3 separate regions of the Homo sapiens genome follow, and all the other regions are linked to region 3. A link is a loop called in an ENCODE intact Hi-C map of the cell type or tissue named here. Cell type or tissue: Calu3. All regions are shown on one strand.

Region 1 (2,500 bases), 76 kb before region 3:
AGAAACCAGAGGCTAGGAAGGGAAAGGAAACATGAGTTATCGTGTGGATAGGGTGATCCAAGGGTAGGGGATAGACAAGCAGCCCAAGGTGCAGGTTGGCAGGCACCTGAGACCCTCCGTGTAGTCTGGGTACAAGGGGGTCCCCACACAAGCTATAGGAGTAAGTCTCTGTTCATACTACTGTGTCTGATCACTCCTCAAGAATGGTCACATAGGCTGGGCACAGTGGCTCACGCCTGTAATCCAAGCACTTTGGGAGGCCAAGGAGGGCGGATCACGAGGTCAGGAGTTTGAGACCAGCCTGGCCAACAAAGTGAAACCCCGTCTCTGCTAAAAAAAAAAATACAAAAATTAGCCGGGCGTGGTGGCACATGCCTGTAATCCTAGCTACTCAGGAGGCTGAGGCAGGAGAACCTCTTGAACCTGGGAGGTGGAGGTTGCAGTGAGCTGAGATCGTGCCACTGCACTCTAGCCTGGGGGACAGAGCGAGACTCCGTCTCAGGAAAAAAAAAAAAAAAAAAAAAAAGAATGGTTACATAATGGGACTTGTATATCCACTTTAGATCTTCTCTAAGGCTCTGGGTTCTAGGTTCTGTTTTAAAGAACAGAACTGTTTAAAGGAAAAAAATATGATCTGGTGAGAAGTGAGGTCTCAGAGGCAGAGAGCTGGAGTCCTCATTTGGAAAGGAAGAAAAAAAATGGATCCTTAAAGAAACTTGTATAATGGGTGACTCAAAATTAATCACCTTTTGGGAAACAGGCCATGTTAATTATTCCTGGAGTGGGCAAGTCAGCTTTTGAAATGAGCTGCCAGTCATCAGACTTTCATGTTTAGCAGAGCCAACCACAGCTTTTGTTTAAAAATTGAAAGCCCATTCGGATGTCATGGTTTAGTGCCAAGGAGGGCATCATCTCATCACTAGGCAGGACATTTAACATTTCCCCAGAAGAAGGCACTCTTCTCACCTCCCGCCCACTCCAGGGGAGAATTCTCCAATCCACTTGGGTGGGACATATCCTCATATGTATACAGCAATGCAACAAAGAAACCCAAATTACCTCTATTGGTTTAGCAGGAACTAGAGCCACACTTAGCAGGGTGCTATCCGAGGAACAGTGCATTCTATTGGCTTATCAATTACGTAACATCTAACAGCTCCTTCTCATCTTTTCAGATTTTTATTTGATTGGATAGAAGGCAAAGTAGTTCAATAAACACACACCCACCCTAAAAGTCAAACTCATAAATCTATCCAACTCTAAAGGGTGCCAAGGACTATTGATGAGGGACTGCATTGTAGAAATGGGATCCTCTTTGCTTGTAAACAATGGCATGGGAAATTTCCATATGGGATAATGAGACGTACCTGCTTTCAAAACCAGAGGTTGTTCATTTCATTCCATTCTATTCTGTTGCATGTTACGTAATATAAAGGGCATCTAAGGGTCAGGAAACTAGATGAGGAAATAATGAAATTTGAGACTATGTGGAAAGAAAGGATGGAGTGAAAAGAAAGGAAGGTAGGAAAATGGAAGATTGCTTTCAAAGTAAGATCTTTGTGCATTTGGAATGAAAATAAAATCAATAGGGAGTGCAAGGAAGTTCCTCTGGTTTGAATGAATCTGCCCGGCTTCAAAAAGTTTTACTTCATGATTGAATCGAAACTCAAAAGTTGAACAAGGAAATTCAAGCACGATTTTTATTAACCCCATATGGCCCAGGGAGACTTTTAAAACAGAGACACTTGCTGCTTTCTCCAGCCCTGGATGTTGGGGTTTTGCATGTAACTCATTCGTGATATAAACGTATCTCGTGGGGTTTTGCATGTAACTCATTCATGATATAAACGTATCTCCTGGGGTTTTGCGTGTAACTCATTCATGATATAAACGTATCTCCTGGGGTTTTGCATGTAACTCATTCATGATATAAACGTGTCTCCTGGGGTTTTGCATGTAACTCATTCATGATATAAACGTATCTCCTGGGGTTTTGCATGTAACTCATTCATGATATAAACGTATCTCCTGGGGTTTTGCATGTAACTCATTCATGATATAAACGTACCTCCTGGGGTTTTGCATGTAACTCATTCATGATATAAACGTGTCTCCTTCTTTTAATTAACTACTTCTCTCATCAAGGGAAGGGGAAATAATCCCAATCTAACAACTCATCCATGATGAACTTTGCTGTCTTTCTTCTGTTTCCAAATGAATTTGGCTTATTAAAAAAGTAATGAGCTATTAATTAACTCTACACTCATACAAAGCTGTTTAATTCTCAATCTAATTAGCCGCAATCTGATGAAGGATTTTAATAATTATTTTAACTTTGCTAACAGAAACATCTTTTCACTTTTCATAAGTTATTTATAGAACAGTTCACATTGGATCCTGCTTGGTTTTTAATTTGATGACATTTTTATTAGATCCTCTACTCTTCTACCATCTCTGTGTGACAGAGTTTAGAACTGTCATCATTGAAAAGCCCAGAAAT
Region 2 (2,500 bases), 1.2 Mb before region 3:
CAGAGAAAAAGTCCTGAGGCCAAATAAGATTGGGATGATGGAGGAACTGCAAATGTGCTCACGTGACTAAAGAACAGTGAGGGAGCAGGGAGTGATTGGAGGTGAGATCACAAGGGGAGACAGGAGCCAGACCATGCTGGGCCTTCTACGCCACCATAAAGTGTTTGTCTTCTCCTTTTCTATTATGAGTTTCTTGGTAGAGAGCCTGGGATAAAGTAGGTAGTCATAACAGGATGTCTTAGATTGGACACTCTAGAAGTAGACATTGGAACAAGAAAGTGGGTGCTAGTAGTTTATTTGGGTAGTGATTCCGGGAAGCACCAGTGCATATGTGGGGAAAAGGAGGAATAAAGCAAGCCAATACAGGTAGCTCATTCAGCATGTTGCTGCTGTGGGAAATGGGGCTCAGTCCTTCAGGGAATCTCTCGGAGAGTGTGTGCCACACCTGAGTTATTCTCACTGAGAGGCAAGAGAGCAGGGGTGTTTATACACCAGCTGCCCTTAGGCTCTGGTGGGGGGCATGAACTCTGATACCTCCAGCCTGTCCAGAGGGCCAAGCAGGCAGAGTTGCAGGTGTTTTCAGTGGGAAGTCAAGTCTGTGGGCATGAGAATGGGGAGTGCTGAAGGATCATCATTGGGGGCACTTACAATGTGTGTGTGCACGCGTGTGTGCATGTGCGCACACGGGCTGAGAGGAGCAAGGACAAAGGAAGGTGGAGATGCCAAAGACAGTTGGCATAAAGGAGAGTAGAACCCTGCCATCTGGGGACACCCTTCTCAGAGATGGCACTGGGGACAGCTGACCCTGGGGCTTGCTGGAGGCCAGAGGAGCCATATCCCTCAGGGTTATGTTCCTACCTTCATGGGTGTGAGCTTTGCTACTCAGCTCTTCTCCTGGGGGCATTTGACAGAGTTTCCTCCCCTGGCAGGCTAGGCAGCCCTCCTCTCTGCTTCTTTTAAACAATCTCTCTTCTCTGGCTCAGACCCTAAGATACTGTGGGGCCAAAGACATCCTATTCTGGGGATGTCCCACGTTTGACGCTTAACACTTTTATCCCCCATCCCCCAGACATATCCTTTGTTTCTAAGCCACAACTAGGTCTGGGGTGGGGACTAGGAAGCATTCACATTCTAAGGGCATCTGTGGGATGTAGGACTAGATGTGTGGTTTGGAGATGCCTTTCTGAAACACATTTAAAATAAGAACTTGTGTTCTCCACAGAGCCCTGGGTAATTAATGAGGAAAGTCATATACCACATCCCTTGGTGATATAGGTAATAACACCCAACATTACTGAACTTGTTTTTGTAGCTTGTGAAAGGCTAGCTAATAAATTATCTCATTTGTTCCCCACAACAACCCAGGAAGGCAAATAATACTGTTAGTTCCAACTACCAGATGAAGGAGCTGAGGTTCAGAAGTGTTCATTACTTTGCCCCAAACAACACAGGCAGTGAATGACAGAGATATTCTGTGAGCATTTTTCTTCTGGTGATGGAGTGAGCGCTTTACCTTAGGAACACTTCAACAATTTTACAGTGAACATGACATCCCTTCACTTCAGAACTATTTATAACAGGGGTCTTGGAGATGGCCTACCTATATAACAGTAGGGCATCAAATGTCATGGAGCCAATAAATCCGAGGGCCTTGAGGTCTATGAATACAGGTGGATAAGTGTAAGGAAAGCAGCTTATATAACTGTTCTGAAGGTTGGGGTCAGAAAACTTTCTCAGGGAAGGGCTGGACTTTGCAGGTCATACCATCTCTGTCACAACTACTCAACTCTGCTGTTGTAGTGTGAAAACAGCCATGGATTTGTTGGTGAATGGGCATGGCTGTGTTCCAATAAAACTTTATTTACAAAATCAGGCAGAGGGCCAGATTTGGCCTCATGGCAGTAATTTGTCTAACCCTGCTGTAGTGAAGACTACATTACAGAGATTATTTTACTATTTCTGTCACTAGATGGTGTCCTTCCATTAGTAAGGTGAAATCAAATGCTGGGCTGCTTTATCATGGGTAGGGAAGTGGGGAAGGGATTGAATTATGGTGGCAGGAATTAGTGTGGGAGGTTGGGATCAGAGAAAAGAGTTTAAGTGTAATTCAAATGACAGAAAGTAAACACAACAGACACATGCACACACACACACACACACACACACACCCATTCACGCATCCAGAGTAGCTACTGTGTTCCAGGTACAGTGCAAGGTGGTGGTGCACTTGGTAAATGTTTAACAACAGACTCTCTGAAAAAAAGAAAAGGAACTCCCCTCCCCCCTAAATTGTAGCATTTGTTGATTTCTGTAGTGGAAAACTCACATCATGCCTGATTTCAAGCTACTAACTTGCTATCAATCTGTTTGTAACGTACCTACCATTGAAAAATGGAGTCTTGTAAGCTGACGTAGCCAGCTTCAACACACTCCTGGCTCAAGGTCTTTTATTTTTATTGTACCTGGATATTTGTGGGACAGCAAAGTTTTAAATGCCTGG
Region 3 (2,500 bases):
CCCACTAGTAAATGAATTCATTATCCCCTTATTCATTTAACTGTCTCTCTCTTCCCCCATCCCAAATCATGTTTTGCCACATTGTTAAGAGGCTGTTTCTAAAGGTTTTTTGTTTGTTTGATTTTTACTATCATTCCTTCCAAAAACCGTCGTGGCTCAAGAAATATGTCTTAGAGTAAGGAAAAAGGAAATTGCCTTTTGATGACAAGCTTCCGCCCCGACTTTTGGACACTGAGACCAACATGTTACAGCAAAACATATTAGCCCAACTATGTTATGGATGTAACCTTATAAATTGAAATTGCTTTCAAGATTGGGAATTTTCAGATCAAAAGAACATGGAAAACACACTACTTAGTTTTAAAATGTATTTGTCCAAACTTGCCAAAAGTTTTAAATAAAATACTTTAAAGGAAATCAAGTTATTGTCATATTTATACTAGATTTGAAATACTAACAATTTCTGAATTTAGGAATAAAATAAGATAAGTCCATTTTTAAGTCAACATTTACAGTATTCTTGTTTTGACAAATACAGATGTTCATGAGGAACCCTGGGGAAAAAAAATCTAATTTAGATGGTCTAGTTGCCGTTAAACTGGAAAGGAGAGGACAGATATATACAGAAAATCCCCATTTCTACAAATGTGTGAGGCTTAGAATGCACCAGTTCTCCAATACAAGCTAATCCCATTCGTTTAAGGAGCCCCTGGCACAAAGGCACCCACTTGCTAAATATATGCTATATCGCAGGTTTGCAGAAACCACCCTGCCCAGGTAGACCCAAAAGAACCACAGATTTCTTCCCAAACCATATTCCAGGATTTCTTTTCTTTCTCCTGCATTCTAAAGAGCAAACAAAGAAAAGGTGCTCGCTCCTCACACTTCTCTAAATGTTTTAACAAAAGGCTGCTGAATAAACACATTACTCATTTAAAAATTGAAAAGAAGTTCTATTCCTGATATGAAAGCAACCAGATTTGCATTTTAATAGTTGTGGGCGAGCGCCACCTGGCGGGAGCATCCGGAACGGGCGGCGTTCAGCACTGGACAGCTTCCCGAGCCGGTACGGGTTTTACCGCTTGCTACCCAAGAACGATTCGAGACCCGTGATGGAATATTTTTGATCCTGTTTCTGCCGCGGGAACGTGAGTGGTATTAATGTGTGGTTGGCCGGTCATGCCTTAGAGGATATAAAATCTGAGTCACGAATCATGCCTGGATCCCCAGGACTGCCCCGGGCATCCTCCCTAGTACCCCTCCCTCCCCTAGCACACCTAACACACCCCCCAAAATGAGGAAAACAAGAATTGTGCACCATCTTTAGAATGGTGCTGTAGCTGTCCCTCTTCTCTCACTTGCTAATCCAACCTTTCAGCTTCACACACCTCAAAAGGAGTGTCTTCGTCACCCAACTTCCCAGCCAGGGAAACAGGCTGTCCCTTCACAGAAGTCGCCTATTCCGCTTCCATTTTAGTACCAAGCAAGGAAGGCTCTAAAGCATTTCCAACGGAATGTCCTTCCAGCGGCCCTTAACCTCAGACGCAGCTTGTGCAAAGACGCTGTACCTCCCCACAGGTTCGTTCTTTTGCTCTTTCTTTCTTCCTTTCCTTCTTTCGGTGAAATAATAAATGGGCACAGCTGTTGCTTAGCGATCCGAAACCAGCCTGTTCCTGCGTCCCACGGGCTGATCTCAGCCTGTCCCCGCAATCCCAGCCACCTCAGGCCGGCGTGGTTACACCAAAAGCAATCGGTGCTAAGAAACTTTAAGGTGATTTTGAACTTGGAAGTACACCTGCAGCACTCCCTTCTCTTCCCTCCGCCGCTACTCTTGGGGGGGGGGGGGCTCGGGGGTGGAAGCTGCCTGCGGTGGGGCTTGGTGATGTGTAAGACCCTGGACTGTGGTGCCCTCCAGCACCCGCCAACGTGCCTTTAGGAGCACGGCAGGCACCACCCCCCCGCCCCCGCTCCCCCTACTCTGGGGAACTACCTCTGCTCACCGCCTTCCCGTGGCCAAACCCAAATATGAGTTCCCCGAACTTTTCAGGAGCGGACGCGCTCACGGGTCAAATCCACTCCCCTCCAAGGGCCTTAACACGGGCGCCCAGCTACCTCGGAGAAAAGCCAGCGGGTAGGGCGGAGGTATTGCTCTCGGTCATCAACGCAAACATCCCCTCGGGTGCCTACAGCGGCCTGCTTAGGGGAGCAGCGTGTTCAGAGCAAATGGAGAGCTTCCTGTATCTCCGAGGAAAAAAGAAAAGCCGCCGCCCCGGCAGCCTCGGCCTGCTGGGGACCTGTCCTCCCCACTAAAAGCGCGCGCTGCCCGAGGAGCTGCCCGGGAGAGAACGCTCCACCCCGGGCGTCGGTGCCGCTCCTCGTCTCGCCGCCCCAAACACTCAAGTGGCAGATTCCGACAAGTGGGAGGCAGCAAGTGGAAATATTCGCAACAACCGCGGAAAGTTACTCCAGCCCGGGGGGCCGGCAGGAAACTGAAGCGGGG

Evidence for each region. A loop is a pair of places that touch in the nucleus more often than their neighbours do. Peaks named below come from ENCODE experiments on the same cell type or tissue, not always from the same donor. Only the 100,000 strongest peaks of a DNase experiment are listed, where the experiment ranks them.
Region 1: it touches region 3 in a loop (4-fold over the local background); 2 of 110 quality-filtered maps call a loop at or near these places.
Region 2: it touches region 3 in a loop (7-fold over the local background); 3 of 110 quality-filtered maps call a loop at or near these places.

What each region holds. Positions count from the first base shown.
Region 1 is chr20:43,111,044-43,113,543 of GRCh38, forward strand. All of the region lies in intron 1 of PTPRT (protein tyrosine phosphatase receptor type T), which reads right to left. Among named protein-coding and RNA genes, the nearest start is that of PTPRT, 78 kb to the right of the region's middle. In Calu3, no CTCF peak of the experiment used is centred here; no DNase peak of the experiment used is centred here.
Region 2 is chr20:42,026,111-42,028,610 of GRCh38, forward strand. All of the region lies in intron 2 of LOC101927182 (a long non-coding RNA gene), which reads left to right. Among named protein-coding and RNA genes, the nearest start is that of CHD6, 410 kb to the left of the region's middle. In Calu3, no CTCF peak of the experiment used is centred here; no DNase peak of the experiment used is centred here.
Region 3 is chr20:43,186,917-43,189,416 of GRCh38, forward strand. The region is part of intron 1 of PTPRT (protein tyrosine phosphatase receptor type T); the gene reads right to left. Among named protein-coding and RNA genes, the nearest start is that of PTPRT, 1.7 kb to the right of the region's middle. In Calu3, a CTCF peak has its summit at 1,046 (motif pointing left); a DNase peak (open chromatin) is centred at 1,025.